Regions from separate parts of the Mus musculus genome. Here regions 1, 2, 3, 4, 5 and 7 are each linked to region 6. Evidence: chromatin loops called from intact Hi-C (ENCODE). Cell type or tissue: heart. All regions are shown on one strand.

Region 1 (4,000 bases), 180 kb after region 6:
ATATACATACACATACACACACACACATATATATATATATATAATTTTTTTTCTTCAAATTGGAAGCTTGTCCTCTGTATCATTACCTGGAGATGAAACTGGTAACTCTGTCCTATTCGAGATTATCAGTGACCAGTGTGAATGGGAAGCAGCATGAAGTGGTGGGAAAATGGCTTTGAGGCTGGAGAGAGCTGGGTCAGAATCTTACATTTGCCTCTTTATAATTCAGTGTATGTGGGGCAAGTGGACCATGCCACCAGGCAGAAGAACTGGTAAGGGTGAGTGAACCCAAACCCCATGAGTAACCGAGAACAGTAGGAGTGGGGGCCCACTCCCGCCTAACTTTACCTGCTCTGAAACACATAACACAGCGCCCCCCCCCCGAGAGGACCACAACAATCATTCACACAGGAAAAACACTTGAAGTTGTCCCCCCATGCAAATAGAACATCACTAGAATCGGAAACCGAGCCAATGGGAAGGATCTACCCCCAGATTCCCCTACTCCTCAATGTTGATAAAGTCCCTATTCACATGAAATAAAGTGTACACATTATTTCACCAGGGATTGTCTGGGAGTGGCTGTTTTACTGACTGTAACACTTTGAGGGAGATTTCTCTCTCCCAAAAGATTAATCAATGGACTTTGGACCCACCTGGCAGTATGAGCTCATGCCCCTGCCACCACTTCCACTCTCACCCTGTGCCATCACTGCCCCTGGTCACCTGCTGCTGCCCTCTGCTGCCACCGCCCCTGCTGCTGGCATTGGCACTGCCTCAGTAGCAGATGAGACCTGGGACCCCAGCTACCTGCCCTGCAAGCTTCCCTTCTGAGAGCTGTAACACTTTGGCCGTTTCCAGCAGGACCAGAGCCCCCTCAGAACCTTCAATGACAAGTGTGTACTGAAAGTTTGCTGGTCCTGCCCCTTGACCTACTTGCTTCCCCCTGTCAGCAGGTGGAAAGTGGATGTTCTAGCTCCATAGTGCTATTTTGTAGTTAATAAACTATGATTATTTTAGCATAAGGCCTTAGCACACAAGAAAGAAACTGTCCTTGCCCTGAGGAACCCGTGTAAAACCATCCTTGCCTGAGTGGATCCTGCCCTGTATTCAAAGCATCTGTAGGAAGCTACACATAGTACCCTGCACCTCCCCAGTTAGCAGGTAAGGACTGAGATTTAGGCAGAAGAAGACATTGGAGGGACATTGACACGTGTCTGCTCAGTTCTCCCAATTCAAATTCAAAGTTTTAAATCTAGTTTTAAGATCTGGCAATTGGTTCTTCATTGTTCTTAAGGTAGTGTTTAACGTAAGTAGTCACAAAATCTTTTATTGATTGAACATGGACATGGGTCACTGGATTAAAAATGAGTGGCAGGCTCAGCTCTGAGAATTGACTCATAAGAGAAAAATTGACAGGCCATCTCGTGATAAGCCCTTCACTGACTCTAAAAACTAAGTTTTTCCTCCTCTACACGGCCAACAGTCAGAGAGATATTGTGGCTGGAATTTCCTTCTTGGACATACAAATGAAGCTGCTGAAAACAAGTCTGCAGTTCTCCATGTTATATTTGATGCTCCATAACCCAGTTGGCTAACATGCATATCATATTTGGTCCTGGGCATGGTTCCTGACTCTGTGCCCTGTGCCAAGCACCAGGCTGGAGATCTGGGAGCTGGGAGGTGGGCCAGCTATTTGGAGCACATTGCATCAGACATTCCCCAGGGTGTAACGGAAGGGCTCCTTGCTAGAAAGCAGGGGGAATTCTGCCCTCAGAGATCGGACTCAGTAATTTTAACTCCTTGGCTAAAGGCCAATCCTCTAGCTAGCAGCTATCATGTGGCCTGTAGAAAATCTAGACACAAAGCTTCTAGCTCTGGCTTTTCATGTGGATACTACAGCCTCTTCTAGAAGGTGTTTTGATCTCTGAAGGTCAACATTAAGAACGGAGTGGCATTATAAAATCTGACATTAAAAAACATCTTAGTGGATTTCCTCACTCACAAGACATGTAAATATTTAGGAGGATTTATTTTTGGTTTTGGTTTTGTTTTTTGCCAGTGTGTGTGTGGGGGGGGGGGGAATGAAGATTCCACATTAAAGAGCTATCCAAAAATTAAAAAAAAATGAAAATAAGCTCAACCTCTCATTTTCTTTTCAAGTAAAATATAATCTTACAATGTCCAGTGATGGATCGATAGATTAGTGTTGTGACATTTGTATCTCAGCCTCTAGTGGCGGTTTGTGACCTGACTTTGTAACTTACCTCTTTCAGCTCTGAAGTCCCGTCTTACAGGTCCTCATAGACAAATGATTCTACAGTCTTTAGCTGTCTCTGTATGCTGTACAGGTTGTTGTGGACAGTGTTCTCTAGTCTGTGTGTTGATTCAATACAACACCCCGCTCAAAAAAATTTTTTAAGCTTAACTAAAAATACTGAAGAGTTCCTGGGGACCTCACATTTGAGCGATAAAGGTGGGATCCAGGGTAGGAGCAGCCATTTGGGGTGACCTTAGTGCTCCCCAGAGAACCAAGCAAAGTGTTTGTGGGCGATTTCTCTCTTTTGATAATCTGCTTACAGTGAAATACAGCAAATTAACTGAAATACAGCAAATTCATTGTGGAGGGAAAGGCTGAGTCTTTTGCTACCTGAACATCTTAAAGTCTGTAACTCAAGGGTCACCAGAGAATGGGGAGACAATAGCGAAGACTGAAAGGATGATCTGGAAGCTGCCTCCGTGTGACCTCCCTGTAGGCTTGACGCTTGGTCTGCCTGCAGCCCTGGTCTCCTCTTGTCTTCCTGTAGGACAGCTGGGCCGGGCCGAGCAGATCCCTCCTGTGAAGGGGTGGGTGCTCAAGAAGAACACGAGGATCTATAGAGTACTTGTCTTCATGAGATAGATGTTCCAGCCCCAGCTACGGAATTTATATAAGCATCTTGGGGCGGTGGAAGATCTCCAACTTCCCACCAGCATTTCCATGGTCACACAAACCCACCCCTGACCTGCCTATGTGTGAGGTTCTAAGAATGTCACACATATGCTTGTGACCTTTTTAAGAATCCTGTTCATTTCGGAGACCGGCATGGTGCGGGATTAAAATGTCCAGGAGGGGGTCTGACAGAGTGGGAGGAGGAGGAGGAGAAGGCAGCAGGAAGGAGTTGGGCAGGAGACCTAACTAGGTGAGAAAGCCTGGCATTCCTCATGGCGTCCCAGCTGTCAGCCTGCAGGGTACAGACACATCCTGCCATGCCCTTGCCAGGCAAAGAGGCTTACTGGCCTGATCTTTCTGGACATCACCAAGGTCTGCTGTGTCCAGGACTCTACAGTCATAGGATTCAGCAGGGTATTAGCTATTTAGTTGGTGTGCTTTACCGTTTATGAAGGTCACTGACAAAATACTAAGCTGATCTTACATACAGGTTCAAGAAGATGACTGGGAGAGATATCTCAGCTGTTAAGAGCATGTACCATTCTTACAGAGGACCCGACACCCATGTCAGATGACTCACAGCTACCTATGACTCCAGCCAGCACCAGGGGATCTGATACCACCTTCTGAACTCCGGTGGACACCGTGCTCGCACATCGCTCCACACACAATCTCATACATAGTTACAAATAAAATAAATCCTGAAAGAAATAAGATAGATGGGAATGGAGGGAAACTTGGGGTAGGGGACAAATATCAGACACACAAGTGGGCTCACAATAACCCCATTCCTACATGGAAGCTGCCAAATGTATCACTTTCAACTCGAATGTTGACCTCTAGGATGTCTTAGGATGTCTCCTCCTCCTCCTCCTCTTCCTCCTTCTTCTTCTTTTTTTAATATTTCCCACAACAGAGAACCACTGGTCTAGACCATCACCTCCTCTCTGATCTTAGAAAGTAGCATAAAATAACAGGTTCCCACGACAGCATTGATGTTCATTTCAACAACTTTCATGGTCACAACACACAATCATGTACTTTAATCATACAAAATCCAAAGAATAT
Region 2 (4,000 bases), 75 kb before region 6:
TTATTATCTAGCTGTGGGGCAAAAGCAGCCCCTTAACTTGCCCTCTTGGCCACTTGGTTTTTTCTAGAGATGGAACAGTACTCCTTAGAGACCTTCTCAGCCAAAACAGTACTGAAAGAACCCTTGCCTTCACCTGTGGACCCCTAGGTCAGATCAGGAGGCATTTGAGAGGAGACAATTCCATTACAGACCCGAGTAATGTGGGTATTAGTGCTACCAAGCACAGAGAAGTTGAGTGGAGGAAATGCTAACGTTAGATAGTAAGTCTGTGCCTGTCCCCAACAAAGAGAAAAGCATTAAAAATTGGGAGCCATCCTGTAGCCCAGAGTTTCTTGGGAGCAGTTACTGCCTTCTTTGTGAAGGATGTTATGAGGGCTGTTTCTGCATGTGTTGGGCGGGGTGGGAGTTGTGTGGCATTGTGGGGAAGGAATGGAGATGGAAACTGGATTTGACTGCTATACAAAGAGACAGGACTGGCTGCTAACAGGCCAGGAAACTGTGGCCTGAGAGATTTGGGGTAGAACACAAGTAAATGGGAAGCCAGTCAGAAGCAAATCCAAAAGGCCAACTCACCGGTCTGTACTTCCTTCTGCAGGACCAACAGAACAACCAGATGAGGGAAAAATGAGACTGGCAGGGATGTGGTGATGGCTCAGACAGTCATGTGATTGCCTACAAGCGAGAGGATCTGAGTTTGATTGCCAGGGCCCACCTTAAAAATCTGGGTGCCCTGAGTTAGGATAAGAATCCCAGTACCTGGAAGGGAAGACAATCCGTGCCCCAGGATTTGTCAGCCTAGACTAATGGATGAGTTCCATAAAACCAAGGTGGCTGGCGCCTGAAGAACAACATTCAAGGTTGATGTTTAGTGGGCTCATGCACATGCACGCACACGGGCACGGTTTGCAGTCCTACCCACTCCTTAACACAGTGGAAAGGTGAAGTCCGGTGGTTTACGTACAATTACACCTATTGCAGGTATTTATAAAGGGGCAAAGAAAAATTATGCACAGCCTCTTTGCACCACTGACATAGATCTAAAGGGAAAGTGATTAATACACACTGCTGCCTCCCACACATCCAGCTCTCCAGGGTACCTGGCTCGCCCAGCTGCCTCTCTGAACATACTGTGATCCTGTATCCAGGCACCACTAGAGAGCAATCCTCGGTTTTATATATATATCCAATACATATATCCAATATATATATCCAATATATATATATCCAATTCATTGCCAACCTGTGTCAGTCCTAGTCATTAAGTAGCTACAACACACCTTTACTAACTCATACCATTTCCTATGTGATAAATGCTACATCCTTCTCGATGGTATTTCTGCCTCTAGTTTCCTCTCTCTGTAGTCTGGGGATGTTCCCATCAAGAGGCACAACTGCAGTGTGTGAGAAACTCATAAAAACAACCCAGTCCCTAGATCTTGACTTAATTGGCTTGTACTGGTAACTGGTAAATAGCCTCAGCAAAGGACCACCCTGAGTAGCTGTCTGGCCTAGAACTCACTGTCTAGAGCAGGCTGCCCTCAGGGTTAGAACACTCCTACATCTGCCTCCCAAGTGTTAGAATTCAGGGCATATGCCAACACACCCAGAAAGAGCAAGGTTAAAACTCACTGGAGGCTGTTCAGACGTGTCAAGATAGTCAACAGCTATTGTTTCTATCTGCACTCTAGTGTGGAATTATTGCATTATCATTCTGTGGCTTGTGACTACTGTTGGGCCAGTCTAGTACCCCAGTTCCCAATGGTTGTGTGAGTGATGTCACTGGCTGGCACTCTGTAACTCCTTCTGCTTTCCTGGTTCGCTTTAGAGCGAGAAAGAGTGTCACTCTGTAGCCCTGGCTCGGGACTTCACTCTGTATTCTGGATTGGCATCGGAACTCACGGCAATCCTTCTGCCTTGGCCTCCCAGGTGGGGATTGTTCTCCCAGCCACTCTCCTGGTCTATAAAGTTCTAAACCCATTTGCCAGTGGCATTTAGCTACTTTTAATTTCCTAAATAAATGACTATTCCATTTACTCCCACATAAGTACATTTTATGACCCAGGTTAAATAAGCTCATTCAAACTTTAGTGTACTTTAATTATATTTTTAAAACATATAATGTGGCATTAAAACTTTAAAGTACTACTTAAAGTCAAATATTTTATGATGTCGATTACATGAAAATGTGAATTGATATGAAAAAGGCCTAGTGAATTCATTACAATGCTCTCTGAGAGTCGTTAAGTGAGAGGGTTATACATTTTGTTCGTATTTTTCTATGTTTTAGACATACATTACACCTTTAAACAGGAAAAATATAAACTATTTAAATATTTTTAATACACCATGCATTACTACATCTAAATGTACTTGACTCTTGGATTCTTTGATTAGTTAATGGCCCGGTGAGAAATACATGAGCAAAAGTGAATTTTCCCTGTAGCCACTAGATGGCGATCATTCAACATCTATTACACAAATTGCTAAGGCCAACCTTGCAGACTGTTTGACACAAGTATTTTCATCTTTCAACTAACAAATTATAATGTCTTGCTTACATTTAGAAAATTTTAAATGCTCAATAAAATGTCGTTGGAATGATTAGTCCTCAAATGGACCTTTCACAAACACTTCTTGTTTATTGATACCAACTACTTTTACCCAATTTGGCACAGATGCCACTTAGAAAAGTGGCAGAAATCCCTTTCATCCTGGAATTCTCCTTTGTTTATACTCCTGACCTAGGCTTTCAGGTGATAACTACAACATGATTACTTAATTTAAGTAGAGAAACTCAAGGTTTAGGTCCCTGCTCCCCTCTATGAATGCTTTTTCATATTGGCAGAAACCTAAAGGGTCAAGTACGGGTCAAGTGGAGTCAAACTTCCAAATATCAGAAGACGGTAGGGAGAAAGGCTGTGGGGAGCCGCACTCACATTTGCCATTACAAGATGGCGCTGACAGCTGTGTTCTAAGTAGTAAATAATCTGCACATGTGCAGGGGCAGTTTTCCCGCCATGTGCTCTGCCTTTCTCGTGATGACAACTGGGCCGATTGGCTGCAGCCAATCAGGGAGTAACACGTCCTAGGCGGAGGATAATTCTCCTTAAAAGGGACGGGGTTCTGGCACTCCCTCTTCTTCATCTCTTCGCCTCTTCGTCTCTTTGTCTCTTTCTCTTTGTCTCTTCGTCTCTTTGCCTCTTCGTCTCTTTGTCTCTTTCTCTTCGTCTTTTCCTCTGCTCTCTCTGCGTCTCTCTGCGTCTCTCTGCGTCTCTCTCTCTCTCTCTCTCTCCCTCTCTGCCTCTCTCTGCCACGCTCTTCCTCTCTTGCTCCTGAAGATGTAAGCAATAAAGCTTTTGCCGCAGAAGATTCCGGTTTGTTGCGTCTTTCCTGGCCGGTTGCGAACGCGAGTAAGAAAAGGCAAGCACTTGAGGAATGTCATGGCACACATCTGTGTCATAGTGATTCTGAGCTGTGTCTGAAATAATGTATACGTGGATATTACCAATGAATAGTCCTAAGATTTCACAGAATAATCAATTGGAAATACAGTTTAATTTTTAATTTTTTAATCATGCATATGTGTGGCTGTGTTAATGTATGCATGAATATGGGTGCCTATAAGGCCAAAAGAGGGTATCATATCCCCTAGAGCTGGAGTTCCCGGCTGCTGGGAGACATCTGACACGGGGTGCTGGGTACAGAACTCAGGCTCTCTGGAAAAACGCTGAGTGTGCTTAGAACTGAGCCATCTCTTCAACTCTGACAAGGATGTTTAGAAATCTGCATTGCCGATTGCATAATGGCCCACGCCTTTAATCCCAGCTCATGGGATGCAGAGGCAGATGAGTCGGTCAGCCTGGTCTACACACTGAGTTCCAGGACAACCGGGGCTACACAGAGAAAACCTGTCTTGAAAAAAATAAAATAAAATCTGTATCCCCATTTTCCACCATTTTTGCATCTAGCGTAATGCTAAGTATCAACGAAGTCTCCAGTG
Region 3 (4,000 bases), 90 kb after region 6:
ATTTGCATGTATGTCTTGCTAGCCCAAATGTTCCTACAGGCAGTGAGTGAATCGTGTTTGCTCTGTATGCCTTCACGCAGGGCACGTGTTATAGGCCATACATTTCCCCTAAATGAGGTGGGTTTGGGGGCCACATAGTATGTTTCGCTCTAGAAAATACTCATTCCATGTATAAGCTGCTATTTCTCTCATAGTTGAGAATAGTTGAGAATATTAAACAGGCATTTTTTTTTCTTTTTCAGTAGCTCACTACTGCATCTGTTGGAAGCATATTTCTTCTGTTTCTGGGGACACTGGCTTCTTAGGCCTTTGAGCCCCTAGAGTCCTCCTATTCTGGTGGAATTATCTGATAATTCTTACTTACATGTTTGTGGCATAATATGTGATTGCTCTCAGGAGCATTTATGGTTTAGTAGTGCTTTCTGGGGAACACAACTGTTTAACTTGAAAGAACGAATTCATTTCCATAAGTGCATTGGCATCCACTGTGCAGCTTGGGTAATGGATATGTTTTAAGGAACCAGGGTGACACTTTGTTGACCCTAGAATCACACCAGGCATGCTGGCTGCCTGGTGTACATTTGCATATTTAGTACCTCCAACTGGGAAGGCATTCCTCTTAGCCTGCCTCTGTGAGGGCTCCTTAGTGGATGCATTTGTGCCCATTACACTGCCTGCTCGGCGCTAATCTGAAGGTCACAGTGCCAGGCGCATTTCAGTTCGCGTGTTATTCTGCCTCACCTCCTCGGATTTTCTCACTTCTTTGGAACTAGAAACACATAATCACAGAACACTTGAGCTAATTCCCCGAGAACTTGTTACAGATCGAGCGGGCTTCTCGGCTGCTGACTGGTGTGTAAGAGGATAGTCTTCTTGCTGAAAGTGAAATTCTAGAGGCCTCAGATGTCTGAACTCTTTCCAGGGTGGATTGCTCAAGAGGAAACAAACTGCACGGTCCTGTATAATTGCTTGTTATTTTGAAGACGGAAATGTTATGTGTATTTTTCTTCCCCAAGGGCCCTGTGGAGGACAGGATCCTGCTAGTGTTTTTAATAGATCTGTTTGATACTGCCAATACACAGAACTCACAAACAAGGGAGGCTCATGTCCATTTGGCTGAACAATGAAATACTGCAGAAGGACTCAATTCCTACTGACAGAAAAGTCACACGGGGAGTTTCAGACGAATGTATGAAAGAGACAGGTAGATCTAGGTTGTGTGTGTGTGTGTGTGTGTGTGTGTGTGTGTGTGTGTGTGTGTGTGTGTGTGTGTGGTGGTGGTGGTGGTAGGGGGAACATGCTCTTAACGTCTTAGTTATCCTAAAAGGCAAGGCTCGTAGACCAGGGCACACTTGGAGACTCAGGGCTTGGAGGTTTGCCTTTATCTATCTGTGTTAAAGTCTTCAACTGTGTTTAGCCTGGGTGATGGTGGATCAGGTATTTCTGTGCCATGTGCCTCAGTTTCCTGTAAATAGAGAGAGTGGCACATGCCTCTTTAGAGGATTTGTGATTATCAACCATATTGAAACATGCAAAGATTTCACGGCAATGGTTGGCACACCTGTGGACCTCACTCTTGTTATTTGTTGCTTCTGTAATGGGCTCTGCACAGTTGACTCAGAGAGAACAGTTGCTTAGGAAATAAAGGCACATGCTTGGGGGTCTGAGGAGATAGCTCAACTGGCAAAGCACTTGCAGAGATCTCAGTCTGATGCCAAGAGCCCGTGTTAAAACAAGCTTGTGTGTGCTTGTCATCCCAGCGCCGAGGGGCTAGGGGAGGATGGGTCCCTCAAACTCGTTGGCTGGTCAGTTCAGACTGCTTAATGAAAACCTACTTTTCCTTCACACAGACACAGAGACACAGACTGACAGGCAGACAGGTATGGACACATGTACATACCCCCCTCCCACACACACACATTCACACATACCCCTACACACACATACATCTTCCCCAAACAAAGAGGAAAATTTTCAGAGCTAAAAGCAATTTAAATTTTGGCGGTAAAGACTATCTGGGTTTTTCTTTCTCCATGAGAAATTATGTTATAAAGAGGAAAGCACGTGAGCACCCAGTGGTGTGCTGTCTTAAGTATCCTTTGGCCATGTGTGTTTGGCTGAAAGTCTTCGCCCTCGGAACCAGGCATTGCCTGTTTGAGGAATGCTGTCTGCTTTGAAAGCCAGCTCCGAGGAGTTCACTTGGTTTTGGCCGTTTGGGTTAGGTTCTATGTTGTCTAATCAGAACTGGATGGGGATGGTGCCGGTGTGCAACTCCCTTCCAAGAAAAACACTGGGTGTTTCAGGAAGTGGGCGAGTGAGTCAGCGGACTGCACTTTTCCTCTGAGTCAGTCTCGGACTTGCTGGAAACAGGCTTGACTTTCACCCAGAGTTCTGCTTTTCCGATCGAATGTTCCATCGGGGTTGACCTCGTACCACGCTGACAGAAGGCTTTGTTAGTGTGTGCGCTCACACGGAGTGTCTTAGTGAGTGTGCCCAGTGAGTATTTAAAAGAAAAATCTCAATTCAAACCTACATCCTTAAACTAGTTTCGCCTCCGTGACAGTTTTGCTTCAAGCAGGGTCATGGAGAGTGGTTCTTCACTGCAAGATTTAAAAACCCTAACTTCATGCTGTATGGTTACTGAATGGAAGAATGAGGTATGCCCCAAGGTATGGCTGAGGTGGTTGTATTGAAGACATGAAGGAGATCGGTCAGATGTCCTTACTATTGACTTCCTTAGGGAAATCTTTTAGAGAGAGATGGAGGCAGGTGGAGAGATGGTGCAGCGGTTGATAGCAGTTCCTTCACTTCAGGAAGACCTGAGTTTGATCCCCAGAACCTACACTGGGCAGCTCCTGAGCTCAGAGAGACATACCTGGCTCTGGTCTCCTAGCACTGTCGCAGGAAAGAACAGAGTCAGTTCTTTTCTAAGAGTAAACTGCTGTAATTTGAGTCCTGTAAGGTCTGCAAAGCCGGTCAGGTAGCTGTGGGGCTTTGTGGGTAGTTGTCTTAGTTAGGGTTTTACTGCTGTGAACAGACACCATGACCAAGGCAACTCTGATAAGGACAACATTTAATTGGGACTGACTTACAGGTTCAGAGGTTCAGTCTATTATCATTGAGGCAGGGACATGGCAGCATCCAGGCAGGCATGGTGCAGGAGGAACTGAGAGTTCTACATCTTTCATCTGAAGTCTACTAGCAGAAAACTGACTTCCAGACAGCTAAAATGAAGGTCTTAAAGCCCACACCCACAGTGACACACCTACTCCAACAAGGCTATACCTCGAAACAGTGCCATTCCCTGGGCCAAACACAAACAAACCATCACATGATGTGCCTACCCTTTTCATTTACACTAGTAGACTGATAATTTTTCTTTTCTTTTCTCTTCTCTTTTCTTTTTAGTTTTTTAATCTTAAGCACTTGGGCTTGGGTTAGCTGGAGGCGTTGGTTTTTCTTTCTGGCGCATAGTCATTGTAGGTCCTCCCCACACCCTCCCCCATTTCCTCCCAGTCAGGGACAGTGCTGGCTGCTGGCTTCTCTGAGGTTTGAACAGTTGCTTCTGAGATTAAGCACCATTCCTGTAATGTGTCCCCCATATCTTATAAAAATCTGAATGCTGGTTTATTTCCTAGAAAAATTTCCACTTTATCATCTTGGAATGGAATGGTTTGGCCCTTGGCAGAGCAAAGAGTTCTCAGCTAAGGACTTTGAGAATGGTACTGTGAGATTCTCATGTCTGCCTAGGAGTGAAAGTTTTTATAAAACAAAAGATAGAATCTCCAGCAGCTACACACTGTGTTATAGGCAAGCTTTGTGGAGACCCAAGAGAAGAATGCATCTTTCTATGTTTTCCCCTCACTCCAGAGATCAGTGGACATGCATGCGCACCTCCTACCTGATGTTTTACCCTGCTCTCTACTGGCAGATGATCTGTGCAGGTAAACTCCTGAGCAGCAAGCGAACAACTAGGTTAGCCTGTGGCTTTTGCTAGGTC
Region 4 (4,000 bases), 190 kb after region 6:
GGACTCCCGAGGGAACTCAAGGGTAAAGCTGGGGAGTTGGGAAAGGGAGGAAGCTGAGAGACCCTTGGATTTCCCAGCAAGTTCCTGGAGGGAATAGTGGCCTTTCAAAAGACTGTTTTCATGGAGAAGTCAGCCAGAAATGTTGCTGTAAAGAAGGAAGCCGGACGATTAAAACTGGGGCCAAAAATATGGGAGAGACAAAGCAGAGCCCTGACCGTGCAGGAAGCCCCAGGGGCTGGTCTGCTCTCTGAGATTATCACTCTGAAGACAAACATCGAGGCTGCGGGGGAGCCAGAGGAGCCTTGTGCACAAAGTTTTCAGAAACGGACAAGGATTCTGTGGTTGTGAAAAATCAAAGGTAGCACCAGCCTACAGTCAACATCTTCAAAATTGTAAAGAGGTATCGATTAAGGGGACAAGTTGCATAATTCATCAAACAAGATGCTTAGAACAAGACGTGCTTTGAAGTGTGGGGATTTACACACACCACAAAACAGGTTCTCAGCCTTCCTCACGCTGGGACCCTTTAATACAATCCCTCATGTTGTGATGACTCCCAACCGTAAAATTATCTTTGTTGCTACTTCATAACTATAAGTTTGCTACTGTTATGAATTGTAATGCAAACATTGTGTTTTCTGATGGTCTTCGGCGAACCCTGCGAAAGGGTAGTTCAACAGCCAAAGGCGTAATGGACCCACAGGTTATGAACTGTTATCATGTAAGAATATGTTTTTTAAAGCGTCTATTACATATAAATGTAACGGAGATAGTTTTATTGCATATCAGAATATGTGTTTATGGAAGTAAACAACCAAAACTTCAGGCTGAAATCCAGCCCTCATTCCCTCCCATGACATCTCTCCCTTATCCCCACCAGCACCTCCCCCTTCCGACGTCACATGCTCTGTTTTGTTTTTGTTTGTTTTTGTTTGTTTTCCAGACCCACTGAGGATACTTAATGTTGTCTGTATGTGCATAGATGTGGAATATCTACAGGATTGTGGGTAGTTCCCTAAGCCTTGCATCCCTTTTCTAACTACCTGCTTCTCCCAAAAGGTCAACAGTTGTCCATAGCACCCTAATGCCCACCTCCCTGTATCCGTGCTGGGATTTTGTCCAGCTTGATCTCACTCAGGGTTTGAGCATGCTGTCACTACTGCTATAAGTTCTTATCTCAAGTGCTCTGCTGCGGGAAGAAAACAGTGCTGGCTTAGTGTGATCTGCTGCGCCTGCCTCTTGTGATCTTTCTGTCCCCTCTTTCGGGATGCTCCCCGAGCCTCTAGGGGAAAGGGTGTGGCTATATAACTCCCGTTTATGGCAGGTCACTCTGTAGTCTCTTATTTTCTGTAGTCTTACCAGTTGTGTGTCTCCATGCGAGTTGCCATCTATTGCAAAAAGAAGCTTCTCCTAATGGGAAAACATCCTGCCTGGGTATGCGTCCTAACTGTCATTCAGACGTTTGCTAATGAGTCACTACCTCCAAACTACCGTGCCCTGGGAGCAGCTTGGCAATGAATATGTTTGAATGGTTCTGCCAAGCCTTGCTAAGATGCAGCTGTGGTGATGGGAGTGAGCTGGGGGTAGGAAACCAAAGAGTAAGAAGTCGGTGTTGGAGAGACTCTGCCATTACCCTCCAGGCTATTTGAGTTATACTGACATCTAGTGGTTCTTGAACGAAGCTGCAGGAGGAAGAACAACACGTTAAAGCAGAGAGAAGTCAGGCCTGGCGTTGTTCTAGTCCAGAAGATTCCGCCCCCCACATTCTTCTCCAGGAAAAGCTCTATTGTGCCCTTGAGGCCAGGGAGTACCTAATAGCCCAGTGGTCTGGATTATAGAAAAGCCAGTGTACTCGGGTTTTGGCAGTCACACCGGTGTACTCTGGCTGTTGCTGCGGGGCAGCACAAGGCTGCCTGGAGCTGTCCTTCCAGGCTGAGCACATTCTAAAGCCTCACGGGAAAGAAGGACTTGGGAGACGAGGAGGCAAAGGGGACACTGGTTAATAAGACTGGGGGAATTCTGGGATACACCGCCTGTTCATTTAAGGCATTGGTTCTCAACCTTCCCAATGCTGTGACCCTGTAATACATTCCTCATGTTGTGGTGACCCCCAATCATAATAATTAGTTCATTGCTACTTCATAACTGTAATTTTGCTGCTGTTATGACATGTAATAGAAATATCTGATGTGCCTGACATCTAATCTATAACCCCCAGATGGGCTGCAACCTAGAGATTGAGAACCAGTGATTTAAGTAATAGGGCAGGGGAGGTGGATTGGGGGCTGGCAATCCTGAAAGCCTAGAGAGAGATCACAAATCCAACAACCAAGGGTTATTATCAGAAGTGAGTGAAGACAGAGTCACATGGAGGAACAAGCCCAGTGACAAACTTACTGACCAGTCTGTCATCTCAAGTAGAAATCAAACCACATCTGTCCTACAGTCTTCCTTACCCAGGCTGACTGCTACCTTCAGCGAGCGCCATACTGCTCAAAAGGGGTTGATTCTATTTCAGACACGCCCACGTGCTCCATATTCCTAGAAGGCAGATGAAGCCAGGCAAGTAGTGTGACTATTTACACCACGGCCTTTTGAGAGCTTGCTACCTATTCATTTGGAATGGGGTAGTTTCAAATATGCACAGCAAGAAACTGGGAAAGACAGGTGTAAAGACACTGAGACAGCCCGATTAAAACCAAACGTTGGGTAATAGGATGCTTTCCATCAAGAGCAAACTTAAGCGCACACGTCGATGCTGTTCCTACCTCTGTCTGTACCATTGACATTCGGTATGAGCGCATCTCTGATACCAGCCCTAAGATGTCCACAAATTCATGATCTCGAATGTGTTGCAGGAGCCTGTCCAGGGCAATGAAGGTTCCTGTCCGTCCCACACCCGCACTGCAAAAGAAGGTTCAGATAACACGTAAGTCTCACAGGGCTTCTGCACTGCTGGAAACCAACTGGAGATCTCTAAAGCAGACAGACAGCAATGAAAGGGGGAACCTGTTCTCCCACAGTGCCTTGCACTTAGCTGGGTCCTGAGGATGCTGAGGTGGCTGGTGCTGCTTAGAGGCCACATTTTTTACCATCACATCATTCGCTATAGAGGTAAGGCTTTGCACCATTTCTGCCCTGAGCTCTCTGTTTTTGGAGGAAAGTGAAGACGGTACACTGAGCAGCCCAAGGAGGAGATGGTTCACGCTCCCCTTTAGGCAAGGATGCATATTAACAGCCTTCTGTCTCAGGGGTAGACAGACAGACAGACAGACAGACAGACAGACAGACAGACAGACACACACACACACACACACACGTCATTCCTGGAACCCAGCTCAACCCAGCTCCAAGGTTTAGTTGACAACCCCACTGCCTAACTCCAACTCTGGAGCCTTGAACATTTATTTGCACACAGTCACCTCACCCTCTCAGACAGCCATGGAGAGGCTCTACTCCTCTAGTAGAACCACGTGTCTCTACTGACCCAGCCATGAATGTGCACGAATCTCCCAGCGATCTTTTAAATGACTACCTTGAGGGCGAACTCTTCTTATCCAGTGCCTGAGCCCCAGAGTTAAGGGTGTGGACAGATATGGACTGGTATTGCCAACTCCCTAAAGTTTCCTGTTCTCCGTGTTAAAGTCAGTTCTGCCCTTCTGCCAATCATCCGCAGAGCCAAAGGGCTTCGAACTTTAAATTACACTGACATTTTGGATAAAGAGACAGTTGAGCCAATTTAGATGTGGAATTTGCTAGAAGAAGAAGAAGAAGAAGAAAAAAAAAATCCCAAACTAAAAGCCTTTGAGTTCAGAACCCAATTTGCTTTTTCTATTAGATAACTCTTCTCTCCTGGGGCTTCTCAGATAAAATGGTCTGCCACCAAGTGGGCCCTTGTAAAGTCACATCCCGCAGGGCCCCTGCTGCCAGCTGAGAAAGGACTGTGTGAGCTTGACCCCACAGGTGCAAGCAGCTTTATTTTCAGAGGGCTGTTTTGAGA
Region 5 (4,000 bases), 77 kb after region 6:
ACAGAGCAGGGGGGGCAATTGAACTACCATGGAGTGACGGCCACATCCAACCCAGTGTGGATCTACAGAGCCGGGCTGGCTCTCTGTCATTGTCTTCATTCAGTTGAAGGGACCATGTCTTCATATTCCACATGACAACCTGTCTTGATGGCGGACGAGCTGTCCCTGGGAAGGGAAAGAGGGCATGATGCTGGGGGGGGGGGGGCTGCTTCAAGCAAGGTTGTTAGCTGCAGGCTGTGTGCAGGCAGCACACGGCTTCTGGGGGAATGAATTCTATCCTGAATGAGAACCTTAGAGGCTCGTCTGCTTCTCCTCCTCCTTTTTCTTTTTGCAAGAACAGTAGGAAAAAAAAATCTGGCCTTGGGCTGAGCCTCAGCTTCTAAGAATGAGGCGACCAAGCAGAGTGGATAGGAGCCGGGAGCTGGTGGGAGGAAAAGTGTGGCGTGGGGCAGGCCATCCAGCCAGCTCAACGGTGGCTTTGATTGCTGCTTTCAAAGTTCTGTCTGTAGAGATGGCAATTTTGTATCACATAAGCCAGATAAAACTGGGTGCTCCGTGCAGCAAAATGTTCTGTTCTTTATGCAAACAAATCCTACTCTGCAAATAAGCCTTATTCTTTTAGTTTTCTTTACACATGCCTATTTTCTATTTTTTATATTGTTCTTCTTCTTCTTCCCTATCTTTAGTAATTTCTTTCTTTCTTTTTTTAATTTTTATTTTAAACTCCAGATTTTACCCCCCTGCCCCGTCCACCCTCCAACAGTTCCACATCCCATACCTCCTCCCCACACCCCTACCCCCATCTCCAAGAGGATGTCCCCACCCCCTACCTCACACCCCACCAGATCTCTAAACTCTCTGGGGCCCCCAGTCTCTTGAGGATTGTGTGCATCATCTCTGACCGAGTCCAGACCCAGCAGCCCTCTGCTGTGTGTGCGTTGGGGGGCCCATATCAGCTGGTGTATGCTGCCTAGTTGCTGGACCAGTGTTTGAGAGATCTCGGGGGCGGGGTGAGGGGAGTTAGGGTTGCCCTTCTCCTCAGCCTCTTCGAGCTTTTCCCTAATTCAGCCACAGGTGTCAGCAGCTTCTGTCCATTGATTGGGTACAACTATCTGCATCTGACTCTTTCAGCTGCTTGTTGGGTCTTTTGGGGGGGCAGTCATGATAGGTCCCTTTTTGTGAGCGCTCCACAGCCTCAGTAATAGTGTCAGGCCTTGGGGCCTCCCCTTGAGCTGAATCTCACTTTGGGCCTGTGGCTGGACCTTCTTTCCCTCAGGCTCCTCTCCATTTCCATCCCTGCAGTTCTTTCAGACGGGAACAATTATGGGTCAGAGTTGTGACTTCGGGATGGCAACCCATTCCTCACTTGATGCCCTGAGTAATTTATTCTTTTGTTGAACCTTCATATTAAAAACCAAAAAACATCAGGTGAGGGCCAGCCTGATGGCTCACACGTTAAGAGCACTGGCTGCTCTTCCAGAGGATCCAACACCTAATTGGCAGCTCATGGCTGCCTGTTAGTTTAGTTCCAGGGGATCTAACACCCCACACAGACATATATGCAGGCAAAACACCAGTCCATGTAGAATAAAAATAAACGGAAGAAATAAAAATTCTTTTTAAAAATCCGGTGAATGTTAACTAGTTTGCTGAGCATTCCTGTCAGTGCTGAAGCATGGCATATCATTGTCTCACTGAGTTTTACAAGTTTTAAGTATATATCTAGTGACTGCTGTTTGACTATGTGTCTCTTTGGCTTTTCTATCTATGATTGCATGTTTATTTATGGTGTGTAACTTTGAAATTGTTTCACCTTTGCCTTTTGGGGACAGACCTGGGACTCATTTTCTCCATTTCTTACCATGGGGAGTTTTAACTTACTAGTATTTTTTTTTCATCTCATACACATACGGTTTCCACTTTAAAATGCTTGTACCAGGTTCTCTGCCTTCTCTCCCAATATTCTCAGATTTAAGCACCAGTAAAACATTACCAAAACAGAGAAGGACCTTCTTCTTCTGTCTTCTCACCACAGTTTGACTGTGAATACAGCACCTCAAAATGGCTCTTGTCCAATAGATTGTCTTAGCACCAACTTTGTATCTCATATGCCATACAAACCTATTGATGTATTTACTTATTATCTTTTATATTTTTATTTTCTGTGCATATGTGTGTTTGTGTGAGGACATCTGTGTGCATCTCCATGTGTGGAAGCCATAGGTAACGTAACCCAGGATGACGCTCCTTGGTTGAGAGTCACTGAATTTTCCGAGGCAGAGTCTCTCACAGGTCTGGATGGAGCTGATTTGGCTAGGGTGACCCCTGGACCCCCAAGGATGCACCTGTTCAGTTGCCTCATGCTGGAGTTACAGGTACATATTCTCATACCTGGCTTTCAAGACAAACAAACAAACAAAAAAGGTTTCTTTATTTATGTGTTTATTTAGAAGCGTATGAGCGGTTCCCCTGCACTCACACATGTCTGTGCACCACAAGCATGCCTGGTGCCCTCAGAGGCTAGAAGAGGGCATTGGATCACCTAGAACTGCAGTTATAGGTTATTATGAACCGAAATAAGCGTCTTGTTGCTGGGAACCAAAATTGGGTCCTCTATAGAAGTGGTCAGTGCTCCTAGTTACTGAGCCGTCTATCCAGCTCCTGCCTGGATTTTAAAATGCTGATTTTGGGGGCCTAACGAAAGTCCCCATGCTTGCTCAGCAAGGACTTTACTGACTGAGGCACCTCCCCACCCTGTGGGGCACCAGGGCCATTATGTGCAGTGCAGCAGGCTGTGTCCTGTTGGGAAGGAAAGCAAGGCCAGGCCTCCTGTATCATCTTAGTCCCCTGAGAAAGCACTCCCTTCTGATCCAGTCTGCTCCAGGAGACGTGATACCGGTTGGACTATAGATTTGAATCTTACATGTTCCTACATGTCGTCTCTCACCTGAGTCCTTAAGTGGCCCCCCGGGTGGCTCCACACAGCCACCTCTGACCCTTTTTGTTCTGTGTGCACTGCTTTGGCCACTCGATCTGGCTCTGACTTGGCCCCAGTTGACTTTCTTCATCATAAGAGAAGCCTCATGCTCACTTTAAAGAAAATTTTAGTGACGTGTTTGTGAGCATGGGTTCATGCATGTGACTGTCGTGCCGAAGGATCCCATAAGAGGGCGTCAGGTCCCCTGGAGCTGGAGTTAGAAGGTGGCTGTGAGCCTCAGGTTTGGCTGCTGAGAACTGAATCTGGGTCCTCTGCAAGAGAAGGAAGTACTCTTAGCCATTATTGAAATCTCCAGCTGCCTTGCATTTATTTTTACTACACTTGCATTTATTTTTCCGTGTTTCTGGTGCAAAGCCTTCTTCCTTAGCTCATCTAACCTCCATATTGCTACACCTCCCCCTTGGTTACTCATTGACACCCTGTTCCTTAGACTCTGCCTCTTCAGCATAAAAGTGTCCATAGTAACCACAGCTAGCATTAACCTAGCACCCAGACCGAGTTCTCCATCAATGCTTCCCATTGTTATTTGCTGCTCTGTTAGTCTCCCCACCTCGGGGAAGGGCTTTACCTCCTCAGCGGTGGTGACTTCCTTGTTTAAAAGAGGAGGAAGTCTTAGCTGAGGCCTGGGAGAGTCCAAAGGAGAGACTTTGATGAGTATAGCGGAACACCGAAACTGAAGCAGTCCCACCCTCTCGGTGTATGAACCAAAGGTCACTGGACACATCCGTGAGCAGGGAGCGATGCTCTCTCAGTCTTGCCTTGACAGTTGCTTGGACGAGTTTTACCTCAGCAGTGCAGGAAGGTAAGTTGGAGCTTGTGAATATTTTCCTTGCTAATGGGGGCTTTGCTCAAAGGCGTTAATTATGACAGAAGATGTGTGTAGACCTTGAAAGGCAGTAGTATTTTTAGGGCAAGTAGGAACTTTCACTTGTTTTTTTTAAATTCCCTTCTTGGCATTCCTAGTGGCTTCTAAACCTGGTAAGATCTTGGGATGCTTTAGTG
Region 6 (4,000 bases):
GCCTAACAATAAGTGAGGTCTTCAGTCAATAAAAACATATATGATAGCACTCTAAAGAGCTAAACCAAGCTGTTATGATGGCTCAGCAGGTGACAGAACTTACTACCAATATCCTGAGTTTAGTTCCTGGGACCCACATGGTGTAAGGAGAGAATTAAGAATTGAGTCTGAAAATTTTTCTTCTAATCTTTATAGGCATGCCATGGCACATCTACACACTCACATTCATGCACGCACGAGAGAGAGAGAGAGAGAGAGAGAGAGAGAGAGAGAGAGAGAGAGAGAGAGAGAGAAGAAATAGAAATCTGTTTAAAAAATTTAAACAGGAAAATTTGACATTGAGTCTTAGCAGATTATAATCCAAATTACTCAAATGAAACAAATAAGACCTATACATCAAACTTATAGTTTAAGGTTATGTTGACAGCTAATATTTCTATGAAATTATACCCTAATACAAAGATAAAATTTAAAGGGAAAATTAAGGTTGAACAATATAGAATTACAGAGAGTATTAAGGTCGAACATACAGTTCATGTGAAGTTCACTTTATCCAGGCCTCTTCTGTTTGACTCTAGGCAGTCCACTTGCCAAAAGAAAACCAGATATGGGTTTGGGATGTCTTGCTGGGAGGGTTTCTTGGGTCAAAGGGTCAGTGATGATTTTAGTTTCTTGCCGAGCGTCTCTGTGTGTGTGTGTAATTTCAGAGAAAAAAAAAAAACCCTAAAGCTCATTTGAGTCAGAAAAGAATGGTTTTGACAGATTTCTCTGCCATTTGAGGACCAGTCAAAGGAAAAACATTTTGAGGGCATGTCTCAAAATAACTAGCAGAAGGTTCTGTTGGTTATTTGTTAACCTGCTTCTACTATGTTGGTTATTTGTTAACCTGCTTCTACTATTTCAAGTCTTACAATATCTGTAAGGAGCAAGATTAATTTCATGTCAGTCCTCAGGGTCCATCTTTCCCAGTCTACAGTTGAAGGAGAGTTGATCTGAGTATATAAATCTATGTATGTAAGCTGTGGAGTAGGCAGACCTGGATTTCAATCCTAATGTCACTATTGGCTTTGGCAAAAAGAAAATTCTGAATAACATTTTCCCAATTTTCTAAAGCGGTGATTCATTTTAAGGGTTAGAGATGGTGTAAAGTAAAATTTGTAGCTCCTGGCAGAGATTGTCAATTAACAATCCTAGTTTTCTATACCATCTATCAAAACCAGCTATTTCGAACACTGGACATGCTCAAGTGGATGTCAGTCTGTTGGGAATGTTGGATGGAGGAAGATTCTGGATGAAGGCAGTAGACCGAACTTAATCATAAAACCCATCACTGCCCCCTTTTAGTCTCCATCTTGGCCTGCTAATTCACGGTCTCTTGAATGAGCTTTTGCTTGCCTCGCAAAGCAGGTAGGCCCAGCTATTTAAGCCAAGTTTTGTTTAATAGTCTGCCTTGGCTTCTTTGGAAGTCAATTGCCTTGGAAGTTAGAAGGGCCAGGGTGTCTGGGGGCGTAGCTGTGACAACGGAGGTATTGTAGAAGGTAAGAAAATGCCAGGTTCAGAAGAGAAGACTGGCAGATCCTTATTTTGTGGCTTCAGTGATCGAGCCAAGGAGCACTGAGCAGTGGTGAGTAGTTATTACTGGACTAAAGAGTCTCCCATACTTGAAACTACACCAGACTCTTGGCAGGAGCTCCTATGAAAAATGGGATCCAGGACGCCTGGTGAGACAGGTCTGGGCTTGCTGGCTATATCCAGGGACTGGAGTATTGTAGTCTCTCTAAACCAGTGAAGCCCTTGGGTACCACTTGCATACTGCTTTGGTTGAAGAGAGATGGTACAGGAGCAGACCAATGGACACAGGTCACAGGTCAGAGGCTGGGGAATACCTCTTCTTGGTAGTTGAGTAGGGCAGTAACTCCCAGATTAACACTAGTCATCAGTTGTGTGGCAGGATCTGGCCGCGGTCACCTGAGCGCTCTTTCCGCCTGCGGCATCCCCCCCCCCCCCCCCCCCGGCTGTGCTCTGCAGACCTAGGTCATTTCACTTGAGGAATTGTAGACACCACTCTGAGGCTGGGATCCCGGGTCTCCCCTGCGGGGTGCCGTGCTCGCCTTGTGGGATGAAGCCCTTGAGATTCTATCCAGAGCCCTAGGGTCTACTAGAGACTCAACTGTCCTCAAGATCTTGCAAACGGAGCCCTCTCCCGGCCGCGCGGGGCAACGCGCGTTCCCGGCTCGCTGCTGGGCATGCGCGGCGCGCGCTGGCTGTGTCCGGGAGCGAGCGGCGCGCACACACGGCCCGGGCGGCGGGCGAAGCGGGCTCCCGGGGCGCTGGGCGCAGGGCGCAGGGCGCAGGGCGCGGGGCAAGCCCCAGCGGCGTGTCTGCAGCGGGGCGCGGCGGGCGCTCCAGCTCCGGGATCTTTCTCCCTCCGTCACCTCCCTCGCGTCTAGGGAGGTCGTGGCACTCCCTGAGGAGCGCGGCTGCTCGGAGGGCGGATCCTAGGTAAGAGCCCCCCGAACATCAGTGCGGCTCCCCGGGTGGGATTCCCGCGGCATGGGCTCCCTCTCGCTTTCCCATAAGGGTCTTTGTGAGCCGTCACCGGAGTGGTGCCAGGCTCAGCGGCCGCTGCGGTTCACTTGGACCCTTTGCAACTGGTGTGTCGGCGGCCAGGTGTGCGCGGCGCTGCCGCCCTAGCGCGTCCCCGCGCCCGCTCCGCGCACCCCGAAGCCAGGAGACCCGATCCCCCCGCGGCCTCCTCCGCCCGGGTGGTCGCCGAGGTCCCCCGAGAGACCCCGCGCTCCCCTGGGCTGCGCGGGCGTACCTGAGTTCCGCACACCTGGACTCCCACCCCGCCCTAACGTCTTAGATGCAGGGCTTTCGGAGCGCCTCTCACCCAGCTCAAGTGGGGACCCCTTAGGAAACCTGTTTGAGATGTGGACCCGCCCTGGTATACACCCTCCAGTTGAGGTAGCTCGCTGTGTTTGAATAGTTGTGAATTCTGGATCACTTTCCAACACCATTTTACTTTTAGGAAGATGGCCTCTCTATGGCTGTCAGTAGTGCTTCGGAGGGCTCCACACCCACCGAGAGAGACAGTGAAGGCGCCCCGGGGTCTCATCCCTTCCTTCCTTTCAATGACTACAATACACATGCAAAAATCTTTGCCCGGTTCTCTGAGCCATGTTGTTCAAATCCTCCTCCTGTAGCCCCCAAGTGCTGTTGGCATCTCGCCGGGGCAGGACGCCCTAGGGTTTGGGCTTAAAATCCATAGACATTTGGAGCAGCGAGGCATTAGAAGAGGAGGTCTTCCTGAGCCAGTGTTTCAGCGAATGCATGGCTGCTTTTCTTCTAAAGGTTTCCCTTCTTGCCTCAGACAGTAAGAGAAAGAGACGAAAAAGCGAATAAGATAGTTCAGATCCAACTTGGTTCAGACACGTGTGGGTACTTTGAAGTTTTATTTGGTTTTGCCACTTTGGGGAGGAGGTGGAATTACGATTCCTGGAAGACTTTTTTTATGTTTAAAAAAAATCGTCAAAGTGTCTGTGTTGCGGGCTGTTTCTAATTTCTCGCTCTTGAAAGGATGCCATTCTAAGGCTCCCTGGGTTTTGGAACGGCTGCGCTCATTGTGTAGAATTGTAGATCTTGGGACAGTGAGTCTATTGAAATGAAAGCCAATGACATCTCGCCTCACCTAGTAAAGATTTCCTTCTTGTTTTGTTTTTAAATTGGGGATTGGAGGGTTTGGGGCACGCTGCTGTAGTTCTTAGTTTGCTGGGGTGGGAAATCTGTGAGTGATGAGCTCGCACCACCTGAAAGTTAAGCTTCTCTGTAGACTCATCACATAGCCGGCTGGGTACAGTGAGCCACAAGCTAGTAAGCTTGTGTGTGTAGAAAGCCCTTCCCGCACCATAGGAGACTAAGACTTTGTAAAATTCCGCAAGTCATTCACTTCCTTCATAGCAGGAAAAGAGAGAGAGAGAGAGAGAGAGAGAGAGAGAGA
Region 7 (4,000 bases), 140 kb after region 6:
AGAGAAACTTGGAAGCTGCCGTCATACTGCCGGGTAGAATTGCTCTTCCAGTTTATTTGTTTGGACCACTGTCATAAATGGGTTTCCTCTCCTCTCCTGAGAAATAGAGTTGTTTTGTATAGAAGAGAACCGTGACTGAGAACACGTTATTTAACATATAAACTCGATGTTCCCCTACAGAGCAGAGTGGCCGAAAGAACAGTTCATCCCACCTTACGTCCCGAGGTTCCGCAACGGCTGGGAGCCCCCGATGCTGAACTTCATGGGCGCGCCCACAGAGCAAGACATGTATCAACTGGCCGAGTCCGTGGCCAACGCAGAACACCAGCGCAAACAGGACAGCAAGAGGCTGTCCACAGAGGTAAGGATCCACCACGTCTGCTCTCAGTGGATGCTGTAATAGCCAGTGGGGGGTCAGCACTCCCTGAAGAACGTTCTAGAACCAGGAACTAGATGTCCCCACCTCCCGCTATCCCGAGTTATCTGCCAGTTCTTCCTTGTGTTTGTGACCATTGGTGGGATGCCTCTCCTCCCCTTCCCCAGCTGAGTCTCTCTCTGCCATGTTCTGGTCCTCAGGCCTCCCTGTCCCTTTTCTCTGTCAGGAGCTTGCCCACAGCACTGTCTACTGTGTTGCCTTCAGATCTTTAGACTCTCAAGACAGTTCCCCAAACCTGGATCCTGCTGATTCTGAGCAACGTTTTCGTGGTGCCGCGATCCCTCCCTCCTCCCTCCTCTTCCTGTCTTCTCTCCCTACCCTTCCTTCCACCATTCTTCCCTCCCTTAATTCCACTGCTCTCTCCCTCTCTGCCACCTTCCTCTCTTCCCCTGACGCTGTAGCTACTACTTCCAGTCTCTCCTGCTTCCTTCTTCCGTTCTAATCTTCTGAAATGTGTAGAGGAGCCATCTTTGTGTGGACTTTAGTCTTCTGACAACAAATGACCACAACCGTGTTGTGCCTGCACAAGGTCATACTGTGGACTTTATCTTTCAGTTATTGATTAAGCTTTAGAGTATAACCCTGTCTTTAGACCAAATGAGAGGAATGAAATTGGGTACACTATCATGTGCATTAAAATGACTTTTTGTTTGTGTGTGAGTGTTTGAACCCTTTTGAAGAGGAGAATTGAACAGTGTTCAAAACTGAACCAATTGCAAATGGAATGGATGTTCAGGACTCGTAACCATGTGGGTAAAGACTGGCATAAAAGGCAGCAAGGAATGGCAGCTTGGTTCTTCTGAAGTCCAGGTCATTCATTCTCCTTTTTAAAAGTCTCTGATGAGTGGGTTTGTAATGTGGCAGACACAATAGGAGGAAAGGCATTAGCAAACCACAGCACAGTGACCACTTTTAAGGAGAACAAACACATAAGTTAAATTGCTTAAAATTGTTCCCTTGGACGGGTGATGTGCTATGTAGAAAAGGTACTGGACTCTGTGGGCTCGAGAGATGGCTCAGCACGTACAGAGCCTGTGTGTAAAAGCAGGAGGACCTGTCACCCAGCTCTAATCACCCAACCATCATGATAAAATCAGGCCTGGTAGTGTGCACCTGGAATCCTGGAGCTGGAGAGGCAGAGGCAGGAGGATGCCTGGAGCTAGACAGTAAGGTTCTGGTTCAGAGGGCAAGTCTGAAGGGAAACAAACAAACAAACAAAAACTAGAAAAAAAAATGGTAGGAGCCATAAAGGAAGGCCTTGACATCAACCTCAACACACATATGTGTGCACTTACGACATACACATACTCATACACCCATAGACACGGCCCTCACAAACACCGGTTTTTCTCTAAAAGGCAGTCTGCTACAATCCGGAACCTTTATAACTAAAACTAAGGAGCATGCTTGTTTGAAGTTCTCTTTCTGTGAATGTGACTATTTTCCCTCTGGCTGCCTAAAAAGGAAGACTAGACTTCACACCTGGCCTTTCCTCTAAATGTCTGATGATGGTGACCTCCTGCTGGCTGGGTCGCATATGTCCCTGTCTTCGTTTGGTAGTTTAGACCTCGTGACTGTGAATTTTCCTCCCATTTAGAAAGCAGCCACGCTGTTTAGGGAAGGAACGGATGCGTGCACACAGAAAATGGCTGTTCATTTGGTGTTGCCATAGTTACTTACAGCTGTTTTCAAGTCATGAAACTGTCCGTCCTGTGGTATTCTTACCTTATGCTGGAAAATGTGCCACTTAGGAATGTTCACCTTGGAAATTCACACTTTTGTGAGTTCTTTCACAGTACTGTTTAAAGAGGGTGTGGGATGTGTGTTCTGGGCTGTCAGTACCTACGTATGTCTACTCTGAAGACGTAGTTTTAAAAGAATTACTGAGGGGCCTCCCTTGTCACGAGCTGTCACTTTCCTGCTGTAAAAAGTTTCCCATTTTATGATTTAAGTGCCCATTCAGAGGCTTACAGGAATGGGAAGAAGGCTGCCTTGCGTGCCAGGTTGAGATCTTCCATGAACAGCATAGCCGATGGTGACTTCAAGTGCACGAGAAGTGTGAACATAGCAGGGAGAGAGACTTGATTATATTTGATTGCTACTGGAATAAACGTACTTGCAGCACGTCTTGAGCAAATTTAGGATCTGGTGCCTTTGTTTGTAATCGAAAGGTGTAGGTGATGATGGGTGTGGATGACACCATCAACCTCCCTGCCTCCTCTGACCCCGCAGCGGGCTGTGCGGTCACCACTTAGTCACCCTCCTTCCTTATCTCCTTGCCCTTGGCATGTCCAGTCATTCTCAGGACCTGTGACTTCATCCTGGCCAGGAGCTGTTCTGACCAAGAAACAGGCAAAAGGTGGGGATGACTCTTGCAGTTTCTGCTCCCAGTTGCTCAAGACTTTGATTGATTGATATATATACACACATACATACATATATATTAATTAATTCCCTAATTTGATTCAGCATCTCTACTGAGTCCCTGGGGAAGGTTAGTGTAGCTGATGGACCCTAGGTATTTGTGAGGATCTGTCCCCCCACGTATATTCCAGGTGGGTGTCTAACTGTGGATTTTGATATCCACACTGGCCCACTGGAGACGTTGTCTGTGGATGAAGTCAGCCTCATTCCTACCAGCCCTTCCGTTAGAACTCGCCACTGTACTATTCATCTTCGATGCTTCCCAAATCTTCCCAGGTTCAGATAGGTTGTCCCAGTGAAACCAGAGATAGTAGAAACTGCAGGAAATTCTCCTGCCTCAGCATCCATCGCACTCTCCCACATTTTTTTTTAAACATACAGAAACAATGTGAAAGCTGTTTTGGTTGTTTTCCATCTGAGCATGTGGCCCCCATTCCTTTAAAACCCCCATGCTCAAAGGTCACCAACTTCAAGTTTCCCTTGGGAGCAGCCAATAGATCATAATAGTGTCAACCACAGCGGAAAAACTGGTTACAGAATTATCTTCTCCAGGACTCTTGACTAACAAGGTCAAAGTTTTTTGCGTATATCTGTTTCCTGTTATAGAGATAACAGTACAGCCATTTGTAACAATTTAAAAATGGTGCTTGGGGTACTTTTTAAAATGAAAAAAAAAAGTAGAGTGATATGATTTTCTTATAATACAAAACAAAGAGTTTTCATGTGATGGTACTAGCTTCATAGGAGTGATAAATGTGTTCCTTAAACAGGGAGCAAAGGTTAAAGGTCATCCTCTAATTCCACTGTTCAGTGTTCATAGTCTGTCTAAGATCAAAAACATTTATTGTTGAAATTCTTCGGGAAAGAACTTCCTGGTTTTATATCTAGGATTTTCAGAATTAAGATTACCCTGAATGCTAACAACAAAACCAAACCACCCTGTGTCAGCATAATAGCTCAATGAGCAATCCTGTGACAGTTTAGGGCAGGGTTCTGGTTGACTGACAGGGGACTCATGCCAGCAGCCACTTGGTGACAGTCCATGTACTTCTGTCTTCTAGCATTCCAATGTGTCCGACTATCCTCCAGCCGACGGATATGCGTACAGTAGCAGCATGTACCACAGAGGACCACATGCAG

The links. Peaks named below come from ENCODE experiments on the same cell type or tissue, not always from the same donor. Only the 100,000 strongest peaks of a DNase experiment are listed, where the experiment ranks them.
Region 1: a loop joins it to region 6, with 4 times the contacts of the local background. A loop is called at or near these places in 17 of 42 quality-filtered maps.
Region 2: a loop joins it to region 6, with 5 times the contacts of the local background. A loop is called at or near these places in 15 of 42 quality-filtered maps.
Region 3: it touches region 6 in a loop (3-fold over the local background); 6 of 42 quality-filtered maps call a loop at or near these places.
Region 4: it touches region 6 in a loop (4-fold over the local background); 17 of 42 quality-filtered maps call a loop at or near these places.
Region 5: a loop joins it to region 6, with 2.3 times the contacts of the local background. A loop is called at or near these places in 4 of 42 quality-filtered maps.
Region 7: it touches region 6 in a loop (2.0-fold over the local background); 2 of 42 quality-filtered maps call a loop at or near these places.

What each region holds. Positions count from the first base shown.
Region 1 is chr6:137,463,178-137,467,177 of GRCm38, reverse strand. Ptpro (protein tyrosine phosphatase, receptor type, O) reads right to left here. Exons shown (of 27, transcript NM_011216.3): 27 at 2,544-4,000. Among named protein-coding and RNA genes, the nearest start is that of Eps8, 180 kb to the left of the region's middle. In heart, a CTCF peak has its summit at 2,221; a DNase peak (open chromatin) is centred at 1,697; H3K27ac peaks cover 2,041 bases.
Region 2 is chr6:137,722,543-137,726,542 of GRCm38, reverse strand. No RefSeq gene overlaps it. Among named protein-coding and RNA genes, the nearest start is that of Strap, 11 kb to the left of the region's middle. In heart, a CTCF peak has its summit at 2,439 (motif pointing right); no DNase peak of the experiment used is centred here.
Region 3 is chr6:137,557,376-137,561,375 of GRCm38, reverse strand. All of the region lies in intron 2 of Eps8 (epidermal growth factor receptor pathway substrate 8), which reads left to right. Among named protein-coding and RNA genes, the nearest start is that of Eps8, 90 kb to the left of the region's middle. In heart, no CTCF peak of the experiment used is centred here; DNase peaks (open chromatin) are centred at 935, 2,315 and 3,495; H3K27ac peaks cover 1,090 bases.
Region 4 is chr6:137,453,489-137,457,488 of GRCm38, reverse strand. Ptpro (protein tyrosine phosphatase, receptor type, O) reads right to left here. Exons shown (of 27, transcript NM_011216.3): 25 at 2,769-2,904. Among named protein-coding and RNA genes, the nearest start is that of Gm52924, 180 kb to the right of the region's middle. In heart, a CTCF peak has its summit at 1,666 (motif pointing left); DNase peaks (open chromatin) are centred at 118 and 1,618; H3K4me3 peaks cover 531 bases; H3K27ac peaks cover 1,522 bases.
Region 5 is chr6:137,570,502-137,574,501 of GRCm38, reverse strand. All of the region lies in intron 2 of Eps8 (epidermal growth factor receptor pathway substrate 8), which reads left to right. Among named protein-coding and RNA genes, the nearest start is that of Eps8, 77 kb to the left of the region's middle. In heart, no CTCF peak of the experiment used is centred here; no DNase peak of the experiment used is centred here; H3K27ac peaks cover 301 bases.
Region 6 is chr6:137,647,554-137,651,553 of GRCm38, reverse strand. It overlaps Eps8 (epidermal growth factor receptor pathway substrate 8), which reads left to right and starts at 2,269. Exons shown (of 22, transcript NM_007945.3): 1 at 2,269-2,502. In heart, a CTCF peak has its summit at 2,196 (motif pointing left); DNase peaks (open chromatin) are centred at 2,213 and 2,973; H3K4me3 peaks cover 2,309 bases; H3K27ac peaks cover 1,425 bases.
Region 7 is chr6:137,505,443-137,509,442 of GRCm38, reverse strand. It overlaps Eps8 (epidermal growth factor receptor pathway substrate 8), which reads left to right. Exons shown (of 22, transcript NM_007945.3): 15 at 181-361; 16 at 3,922-4,000. Among named protein-coding and RNA genes, the nearest start is that of Eps8, 140 kb to the left of the region's middle. In heart, no CTCF peak of the experiment used is centred here; no DNase peak of the experiment used is centred here.